2 separate regions of the Homo sapiens genome follow, and region 2 is linked to region 1. A link is a loop called in an ENCODE intact Hi-C map of the cell type or tissue named here. Cell type or tissue: CD4-positive, alpha-beta T cell. All regions are shown on one strand. Links, peaks and the distances in the headings refer to the core of each region. The heading gives the core; the rest is flanking DNA.

Region 1 (5,410 bases), core at 293-5,292:
TGGAGAGTCAAGGCTGCAGTGAACTGTGGTTGCACCACTGAATTCCAGCCTGGGCAATAGAGCAAGACACTGTCAAAAAAAAAAAAAAGTTCAGAGTATTCTGTCACATAAGAGGTTTTTTGAAGAGATTAAGTGTGAGACTCATATATCCCCTCAGCTACCTCAACAGAAGACAGAAATAGAAACGGGCTTATCAAGCGAAGATCTGCAAAGGAGCATTTTGTCTAATGGAGTGACATACATGAGAGATCCACGGGGTTCTTGAGAATTTTATACCAGCAGAAACACTTGAGCTTGGACTGTACAGGATAGAGAGGGTATGAAATGAAAGAAGGCTATAAGATCCCCCAAATTCTACAGGCAGGAAACAAGTTGATAAAACCACCCAGCTGCAGCCATGTGCTGAACCTTTCATGAAAAAGGAAGAATGACTAAGAGGACAGAGCTGTGATCCCAGAGGGCAGAGCTTTGAGCTGCAAAGTATTATTTCCAGGCTTTGAAACCTAATGGAGTTTGTCTAACTTAATTTTGAAATTGCTTGGGACTAGTGACTCCTCTATTTCTTCCTTTCTCTCTTTTTACATGGGAATGTCTATTAGTGTTATCCTATGCTAGACCCAGTATCGTATTTTGGAAGCAGAAGCTTATTTTCTAGTTTCACACGTCCACAGGTGGAGAGAAACTTTGCCCCAGGATAGATTATGCTGAGTCTCATCCAAAACCTAATTTAGATAATATCCATGATAAATCTGAAACTCTTGAGCTAATGAGATTTAAATGAGACTTTGAACTTTGAGTTGATACTTTAATGGGCTGAGATTTTTAGGGACCTTGGAATAAGGTGAATGCATTTTGTTCGTGAGACAGGTATGAATACTGGGGCCAGAGAATGGTCTGTGGTAGGCAGAATAATGATCTACCAAAGATGCCTCCAGAACCTGTGAATCTGTTACATTACATGGCAAAAAGGGACTTTGAAGAATTGATTAAATTAAGGATTATGAGACAGGGAGATTATCCTACATTACCTAATAGGCCCAATATAATCACAAGGTCCTTAAAAGTGGAAAGGGGGCCGGGCGTGGTGGCTCATGCCTGTAGTCCCAGCACTTTGGGAGGCTGACGCAGGCAGATCACTTGAGGTCAGGAGTTCAAGACCAGCTTGGCCAACACGGTGAAACCCCGTCTCTACTAAAAATACAAAATTATCCAGACGTGGTGGCAAGCACCTGTAATCCCAGCTACTCAGGAGGCTGAGGCAGGGGAATCACTTGAACCTGGGAGGCGGAGGTTGCAGTGAGGCGAGATCACACCATTGTACTTCAGCCTGGGCAACAAGAGTGAAACTCCATCAAAAAAAAAAAAAAAAGTGGAAGGGGAAGACAGAAGAGAGAAGCACAGGGAGATTTTACTATAGTATGGTCAGTAAGATGTAACTTTGTTGGTTTTGAAGATGGAGGAAGGGGAAACCAAGAAATGTGGGAAGCCTCTAGAAGGTGGGAAAGGCTGGGCAATGAGTTATCTCCTTGAGCCTCCAGAAAGGAACACAGAGGAAAAACAATGGAGCAAAACTGGAAGCAAGGAGTTAAAATAAGAGGCAGTTGCAATACCCCCAAGCAAAAGAGGATGGTATGCTGAATAAGGTAGGTGCAGTGGGGATGGAGAGAGGTGGATGGATTAAACACCTATGAGGTATAGTCACTGGGACAAGGCGATAATATTTCTCGGGGAGGAGAGAGGGAAGTCTCTTCTCCAGGATGACATCCATAGTTTTGGCTTATGCAATAGGGCAGAGGGTGGGACCACTGGCTGTGTAGGCCACACAGGAAGAGGAACAGGTTTGTGGGCAAGAAGATAATTTCATTTGGGACATGTCAGTTTGGTGGTGCCTGTGGAACATCTGAGAAGCAGTTGGATAAGCAGGTCTGAGACTCAGGAAAACATATAGGCAGCAGTTAAAGTCAACCCGATGGATAAGATGGCCCAGGAAGAGTATAAAGAATAAGAAGATAGGACAGGACCTTGTAGAGTGCTAAGTAAGGGTGTGCAGAGAAAAGAAATCTGCAAGGGGCCTGAGAAAGAACAGCTGGAGAGGTAGGAGGAAAGCCAGGAGAGTGTAGTTCATGTAAGCGGACACTAAAGCTTATCAGTGTTGGACCAGCACTGGGAAGGAATCAGATGGAACAAGTGGGAGGTCAGATGAAACCAGGGTCAGGATTGGCAATTCTGAGGAGTTTGGAGTTGCTCTGTTCTAGCTGGAGAGAGAAGCACCTGTGGGAAGCTGATGGTTGGTATTTTCTGCCAGGCATAAGAGGGCAGCCAGAGGCCAGGTGAGCAAACCTGTTTAGCACTCTGGCTCAGCCCAGAATGGGCAGCTGTTTCCAGGAAGGGGTTCTAGGTCGTCTCACTGTGCTGTAATTAAGAGACTCAGCCCCTGCCCCAACTTGCTCCACGGGACTGACCAGCTGTGTTTGCTCTTCTCTAGCAGGGAAGGGGGATCATCTGTCACCTACTCTGTTTTCTGAACATTCATCCCACTCCCTGCCTTTCTTACAAAGTTCCTTCTGCCAATTAACCGGGTGTGGTGGCGGGCGCCTGTATTCCCAGCTACTTGGGAGGCTGAGGCAGAAGAATCGCTTGAAACCGGAAGGCAGAGGTTGCAGTGAGCAGACATTGCGACACTGCACTCCAGCCTGGGCGAAAGAGCGAAACTACATCTCAAACAAACAAAACGAAGTTCCCTTCTGCCGAAAACAAATATCCAAAGCGTTCTGGGCACTGTGCTAAGTACTTCATGGTCATCAAGAGACACTATTCTCCCCATCTCACAAATGAGGAAACTGAGGCTTAAAGAGATGAAATGACTTGCCCAAGGTCACAGTCAGTATGTGGTAGAACCAGGATCCAAGTCTAGCTGAATCCAAATTCTAAGTTCTAACTCCCCAGAAACCACGACTGCTCCCTCGCTGGGTTCCCACAGTGCTTTATCTGCCTCTATGCCCGTTTCATCTCGCTAGCAGCTCCTGGAGAAAGGGGCTTTTAATTCGTCTTGTCAAGCTGTCATCATGGTGTGCTGCCGCAGAGGACCACTAGGTGCCGCCAGAGCACCAGCCAGCCTGATTTACTGCTCACCTGGAGTCGGTCTAAAGGAGCAACTGGTGGGGAAGGGAGCTGGGCCTTTTCTTCCTGCCCTGCAGCCCACCTCTCCTTCCTATCGGAGGTGGGAAGAAACGACTGGAAGATTGGAAGGTTAGAAATTAGAGATTTGGCCGGGCGTCGTGGCTCACGCCGGTAATCCCAACACTTTGGGAGGCAGAGGCAGGTGGATCACATGAGGCCTGGAGTTCGAGATCAGCCTGGCCAACAGGGTGAAACCCCGTCTCTACTAAAAATACAAAAATTAGCCGGGCGTGGTGGTGCACATCTATAATCCCAGCTGCTCAGGAGGCTGAGGCAGGAGCTGAGGTTTGAACCCACGAGGCAGAGGTTGCACTGAGTCGAGATGGCGCCACTGCACCCCAGCCTGGGCAACAGTCAGAGCTGGTCTCAAAAAATAAATAAATAAATAAATAAATTTAGAGATCTGAGGAGTGTAAACTGGAGCAGCCCAGGGCTCAAGTCAAACAGAAGATCCTAAGAGTTCTCTAAGAAAGCTAGAACCAGCAAAATAAAATATTGCGGCAAACATCTCCAGGCTGGGTCTCAGCCCCACTCCTCTGTCCTCCCTTTTTGTGCAGATCCTAAAATGCACAACCCTATGCTGTGGCTGTAGTGGAAAGTGGGGAAAATGTATGTTACTGAGACCTATCCAGAGCTAGAAACTGTGGGAAAACAGGTGTGTGTCCTTGGGGAAATCACTTCACACCTCTAAGCTTCAGTCTTCTTGTAAATAAAATGAGGATAGGCCCAGCACAGTGGCTCACGCCTGTAATCCCAGCACTTTGGGAGGCCAAGGTGGGAGGATCGCTTGAGCCCAGGAGTTCAAGACCAGCCTGGACAACATAGTGAGACCTCTTCTCTATTAAAAATAAATAAATAAATAAAATGAGGATAATCAAGGGACCTACCTCGTTGAGCGGTTGTGAGGAGTTAAAGACAAAATGCATGTACCACACTGATACAATATCTGTCATATAGCAAGTGCTTAATAAATATTGTTATAAACACAATAATTATGATAATATAAATATTTAAATGATAAGCATTATTGTTGTATTTGTCAGGATTCTCCAGAGAAACAGAACCAATAGGATATATATAGATAACGTAAGAGGAAATTTATTACGGGCGTTGGCTCATGCGATTACAAAGGCCAAGAAGTCCAATGATAAACTGTCTGCAAGCTGAGAACCAGGAAAGCCGGTAGCGTAATTTAGTCCCCAGTGGAAGGCCTGAGAGTGGGGTTGGGGAGGGAAACCGGTTCAAGAACCAGGAGCTCCGATGTCCAAGGGGAGGAGAAAATAGATGTCCCAGCTCAAGGACAGAGAGAATTCACCCTTCCTCTGCCTTTTTATTCAAGCCCTCAATGGACTGGATGCTGCCCACTCACATAGATGAAGGTGGATCTTCTTTGCTCTCAGTCTACTGATTCAAACGTTAACTCTTCCAGAAACACCCTCAAAGGCACACCCAGAAATAATGTTCTACCAGCTAATATCCCTTAGTCCAGTCAAGATGACACGTAAAATCAGTACACAAAATTAACAGTCACTGCTGGGCGTGGTGGCTCACGCCTGTAATCCCAAAACTTTGGGAGGCTGAGGCGGGAGGATCACCTGAGTTCAGGAGTTCGAGACCAGCCTGGCCAACATGGTGAAACCCTGTCTCTATGAAAAATACAAAAAAATTAGCCAGGCATGGTGGCGGGTGCCTGTAATTCCAGCTACTCTGGAGGCTGTGGCAGGAGAATTGCTTGAACCCAGGAGGCAGAGGTTGCAGTGAGCCGAGATCACACCACTGCACTCCAGCCTGGGCAACAGAGTGAGACTCCATCTCAAAAAACATTATAAGCAAATCAAAGAAAATTGAGGACTACCAGATTATAATTTCTGACCCATTATCTTTCACCCAACTTGGTCTTGAACAACTAGTAGCTATTTCTCAAATCCAATCCACCTTCAAGGTTTAACAAACAAATAAAAATATGTTCACACACCTTCAAAATAATCTGATAGAAGTTCTGAAGATAGGCTGGGTGAGGTTCACACTTGTAATCCCAGCACTTTGGGAGGCCGAGGCAGGCAGATCACGAGGTCAGAGGATCCAGATCATCCTGGCTAACAGGATGAAACTCCATCACTACTAAAAATACAAAAAATTAGCTGGGCTTGGTGGCACACAGCTGTAGTCCCAGATACTCGGGAGGCTGAGGCAGGAGAATCGCTTGAACCCGGGAGGCAGAGGTTGCAGT
Region 2 (5,410 bases), core at 291-5,290, 420 kb after region 1:
GCAGCTCGATAACTGATGGATGCACGAATGAGTGGATGCGTGAATGAATGAAAGCCAGCGCAGATCTAGTATCCTCTGCCCGGTTAATACCTGTCTGAAAGCCGCGGGCCCTGCCCCAGCAGCGGATGCCAAGAGCGCGAGCCAGAGGTCACAGAAGCTCAGCGGGGAGCGGGGCTCGCACAATGCAGGTGCCGGCTGCTCCCTCCCTTCCGCCGCTTTGAGGCTCTAGGACAACCTTGGAGCCGCTTCCTGCGCGCAGCCTGGGGCCTGCGACGTCCGGCTGCCGACCCCCACCTCTGCCTCCTCCAAGCCACAGGCCTAGGTTGTCGGGGAGGATGGGTGGGGGTAGAAGCGCCCCTTGCTAGGCTTGGAACATCTGGCCGAGTCCTGGGCGGAGGGCTGCTGTCCAGTCCCTGGTCCACTTCCCGGCTGTGTGACTGGACACATCTGCCAACTGTGCTGTAATGGATTTGTTGCCTCCTAGTCCCGCCCCTCCTTCTGACACACAGGGTGTCAGAGTAGACCCGCACTCAGAACCGATTTGAATTCGGCACTCCCCATCCCAAGTATGAAAACAATAATAGCTTTGACATCATGGAACACCTTCTAGGTGATGGAAACGCCCAGCTGAGAGTTTTGCATGGATGATCCTATTTAATCTTCACCACGGTCAGGCATGATAAGCAGGAATCTCCCTATTTGACAGGTTAGGAGACAAGACCAGTTTGGTTTAGGTGCCTTTCTCAGGTCACACAGTTAGGGGTGGCGCAGCCTAGATGTGCCTAACTCCAGTGTCTTGCTTGTTCCTGGGTTTTCTGTGTGGCGGCTCCAATACTTAGGCCCAGGGACTTGAGCCAGGCCTGAGGATATGAACCGAGGTGGGGGCTTCCCTGCCCTTCATAAAGCTTCCTTTCTGATGGGGGATGATCGTTCTAGCACTGGATGATCACCAACCTTACTTCGTTGCTAGGCAGACAGAAAGGGATGCCTGAGCACTTAAGTATAGACCAATTTCCGGTGGATGGAACAGTTGCGCAAAGCTGGAGTCAGGGTGGGAACTTCCAGGTCACGTTCCTGCAACAACACAACAATGCTCCCATGATGCCCCCAACAACTTCTACCAGCTGAAATGGGGTGCTCCCTCCACAGGGATATCTCTGAGTGTGTCTGTGTCAGCAAGACCTCTGGAAAATTCCATGTCCTCCCCATAACACCTGATGTGGGGATGCCTAAGCAGCGATAGCCTGGCAAATGTTTAACAAACTGGAAGGTGGGCGGCAGGAGGTGGGGAACCCTGATTTGTAGCATTTGTGGGTTTCCATGAAGTAAATAATCTGCCATGACCAACTGCAAGCTACCAAAGTTGAAGTTGGGCCGGGCACAGTGGCTCACGCCCGTAATCCAAGCACTTTGGGAGGCTGAGGCGGGTGGATCACTTGAGCTCAGGAGTCTGAGACCAGCCTGGCCAACATGGTGAAACCTCGTCTCTACTAAAAAAATACAAAATTAGCCAGGTGTGGCAGCAGGCACCTGTAATCCCAGCTACTTGGGAGGCTGAGGCAGGAGAATCACTTGAACCCAGGAAGCACAGGTTGCAGTGAGCCAAGATCGCGCCATTGCACTCCAGCCTGGGCAACAAGAATGAAACTCCATCTCAAAACAAAACAAAACAAAACAAAACAAAACAAAAAATCAAAGTTGAAGTTGGACAGTAGCAAACCACTACATAGTACTTTCACCATAACTGATATGATAGGCAGATAATAGTAAAACATAATAAAATAATTAGGGATTGATTTTTATTTTATTTATTTATTTTTGAGACAAGGGCTCATTCCATCACTAGGCTGGAGCGCAGTGGCGCAATCACAGCTCACCGCAGCCTCGATCTCTCAAGCTAAAGTGATCCTTCCACCTCAGCTTCCCAAGTAGCTGGGACTACAGGCGCTCACCACTATGCCCAGCTGATTTTTGTATTTTTTGTAGAGATGGGGTTTCACCCTGTTGCCCAGGTGGGTCTCAAACTCCTGGGCTCAAGTCATCTGCCCACCTTGACCTCCCAAAGTGCTGAGATTATATGTGTGAGCCACCATGCCCAGCCAATATAGTTTATTTAAATGTAAATTTATATAGTTTAATTTTTACTTTATTAATTTTGTGCCCTAATTCCATGACACATTATAATTTTTATTTTTTAATTTTAATTTTATTTTTTATTTATTTTTTTTTGAGACGGAGTCTTGCTCTGTTGCCCAGGCTGGAGTGCAGTGGCATGATCTCAGCTCACTGCAACCTCCGCCTCCCAGGTTCACACCATTCTCCTGCCTCAGCCTCCCGAGTAGCTGGGACTACAGGCGCCTGCCACCACACTCGGCTAACTTTTTACATTTTTAGTAGAGATGGGGTTTCACCGCGTAAGCCAGGATGGTCTCAATCTCCCGACCTCGTGATCCGCCCGCCTTGGCCTCCCAAAGTGCTGGGATTACAGGCGTGAGCCACCATGCCTGGCCTTTTTTTTTTTTTTTCTCTCTCTTTTTTAAATTTGAGACATGGTCTTGCTCTGTCTCCCAGGCTAGAGTGCAGTGGTGCAATCATAGCTCACTGCAGCGTGGACCTTTCAGACTCAAGTGATGCTCCCATCTCAGCCTTCTGAGTAGCCGGGACTAGAGGTGCACACCACCATGCCTGGCTAATTTTTTGATTTTTTTGTAGAGACAAGGGTCTCCCTATGTTGCTTAGGATGGTCTCGCACTGGGCTTAAGCGATTCTCCCACCTGGGCGTCCCAAATTGCTGGGATTACAGGTGTGAGCCACCGTGCCCAGCTATAATTTAATATTTAATGACCAAGTTTACCAACCAGCTCTCAAGATTCCTGAAAATGCAAGAGTCAATTCTCACTAAGCTGATACAAGCCAGTTCCAGCACAGCACTGAACCTAGATCACTGGGTCCACTGGCTCCTGGGGCCGTCAGCTCCTTCTGTTTCCTCCAGCCTCAGGGCTCCCACGCATCTAGCCTGGGTTTCCCTCCCCATCTCTCTAGCCTGGGTTTCCCTCCCCATCTCTCTAGACTGGGTTTCCCTCTAGTGGACAGAATTGTTATTTCCAGGTGATTATCTTGCTCCACCTGTGCCCAGAGCTCAGCACCTTAAGAAGGGTGCGGAGGAAGTTTGTCATCAATCCTCCTTAAGACCTTAAGGGGCTGCTCTGCCTATGGAATAGCCATTCTTTTATTTCTTTGCCTTCTTGATAAACTTGCTTTCACTTCAAAAAAAAAAAAAAAGTACCTTAAAAAGGGTACATAACAGTCTCACAATTGCCCTCAAGCACAAGTCACTTAGTATTATGTCCCCGTGAGGGGGAGTGCCAGGAGGGCCTCCTTGGGCTTTAGTCATTATCACAATCTCCAGAGCTGCTCAGAAATCCCATCTCATCCTCTGTGTGGCAGCTCAGGCTGGCTATATTAGCCCTTCAGGTTTGGGGAATACCCCGCCTGACCCTGACCCCTGCAATTAATTAGCTCTATCTCTGAGAAGGTAAACTGGAAGATTCAGTTTGTGTTAGGAATCAAGCTCTCACACAATTCATAGCCCACTGGGGAAACACTGATGGAGGCCATTCATGTGTTGGGCAAAGATGAAACCATGGAGTCTGTTAGATGCAGATCTGGGGCTCAGGATGCTGCATCCTGCATTACACCAGGACTCTTTTCTCCCAGAAGTGATCTTTCCAAAGCACAGATATATCTGTCACTCTTCCGTTCACAAGCCTCCTATGATTCTCCAATGCTTTCAGCTTTAGTACAAGTTCCTTAGCCAGGCTTTGAGGGCCTTGATTGGGACCTTACCCAGATTGTTTACCTTAAATGTCCAGGCCAGGTGCGGCAGCTCACAACTGTAATTCCAGCACTTTGGGAGGCCGAGGTGGGCAGATCACGAGGTCAGGCGATCAAGACCATCCTGGCCAACATGGTGAAACCCCATCTCTACTAAAAATATAAAAAGTAGCTGGGCATGGTTGCATATGCCTGTAGTCCCAGGTACTTGGGAGGCTGAGGCAGGAGAATCCCTTGAACCTGGGAGGCGGAGGTTGCAGTGAGCCAAGATCGCACCACTGCATTCCAGCCTGGCAACAGAGCGAGACTCTGTCTCAAAATTAAAAAAACAAAAAGAAGAAGAGAAGAAAACTGACATTTTTGGAATTCTCCTCTGTGCCAGGCACTGTGCTAAAACTTTGCAGTTTAATTTAATTCTCCAATAATGCTGCTAGATAGGAAAAAACCTCTCTAGAGATGAGAAAACTAAGGGTCAGTACAAGCCTGCTCACCGTAACACTGCTTCAGAGTAGTTTTTCCTTCATCCTACTTCTGTTTATTTTTTTTTTTTTATTTTTTTGAGATGGAGTTTTGTTCTTCTCACCCAGGCTGGAGTGCAATGGCGTGATCTCGGCTCACTGCAACCTTTGCCTCCCAGATTCAAGCAATTCTCCTGCCTCAGCCTCCCGAGTAGCTGGGACTACAGGTGCCCGCCACCACACCCGGCTAATTTTTGTATTTTTAGTAGAGACGGGTTTCATCATGTTGGCCAGGCTGGTCTTGGAACTCCTGACCTCAGGTAATCTGCCTGTCTCAACCTCCCAAAGTGCTGGGATTACAGGCGGGAGCCACCACTCCTGGCCTGTTCTTGAAAGCTGCTGTTTTCTCTCTAAGCCTGGTCCCTTCCCCAGGTTGGCTGCAGAGGGAGACACAAGATCTCCTGAACCCCTTTTTCACTGAACTTAAAGCAAGGCCACATTCCTTAGGGTTCTAAGGAAAGCACAGCTTTGCAGTGAAACCCAAGCCAAGGTAACAGAGCCACAGATATAGGATAAGAAACCAGATTTTACACCTGGTTAATTCTTCTGGGGCCAGCTCCAGAGCCCTTCCTCTTCCTAACTCTCCCCTCCCTAAATCTTTTTTCTCCTCCTCTCCCCTCTTCACCTCCTTACTTCCACTAAAATCCTAGACATCTTATGGATCAGATCAAATTTCCCTCCTCCAGAAAGCCCTCTCAGACAACCTGGATCAGGAATCTGCCTAATGAAAATAAGAATTGTTGGCCGGGCACAGTGGTTCACGCCTGTAATCCCAGCACTTTGGGAGGCCAAGGTGGGCGGATCACGAGGTCAGGAGATCGAGACCATTCTGGTCAACAAGGAGAAACCCCATCATTACTAAAAATACAAAAATTAGCTGGGCATGGCGGCTCATGCCTGTGATCCCAGCTACTTGGGAGGCTGAAGCAGGAGAATCGCTTGAACCTCGGAGGTGCAGATTGCAGTGAGCCAAGATCGTGCCACTGAACCGTAGCCTGGCGAGACTCCATCAAAGGAAGGAAAAGAAAGAAATAAAGGAAGAGAGAGAAAGAGAAAGA

The links. A loop is a pair of places that touch in the nucleus more often than their neighbours do. Peaks named below come from ENCODE experiments on the same cell type or tissue, not always from the same donor. Only the 100,000 strongest peaks of a DNase experiment are listed, where the experiment ranks them.
Region 2: it touches region 1 in a loop (10-fold over the local background); 4 of 110 quality-filtered maps call a loop at or near these places.

What each region holds. Positions count from the first base shown.
Region 1 is chr1:40,336,571-40,341,980 of GRCh38, reverse strand. No RefSeq gene overlaps it. Among named protein-coding and RNA genes, the nearest start is that of COL9A2, 22 kb to the right of the region's middle. In CD4-positive, alpha-beta T cell, for the core only: CTCF peaks have their summits at 2,891 and 3,090 (motif pointing right); a DNase peak (open chromatin) is centred at 3,090; H3K4me3 peaks cover 310 bases.
Region 2 is chr1:39,917,353-39,922,762 of GRCh38, reverse strand. No RefSeq gene overlaps it. Among named protein-coding and RNA genes, the nearest start is that of MYCL, 18 kb to the right of the region's middle. In CD4-positive, alpha-beta T cell, for the core only: a CTCF peak has its summit at 3,085 (motif pointing left); a DNase peak (open chromatin) is centred at 3,062.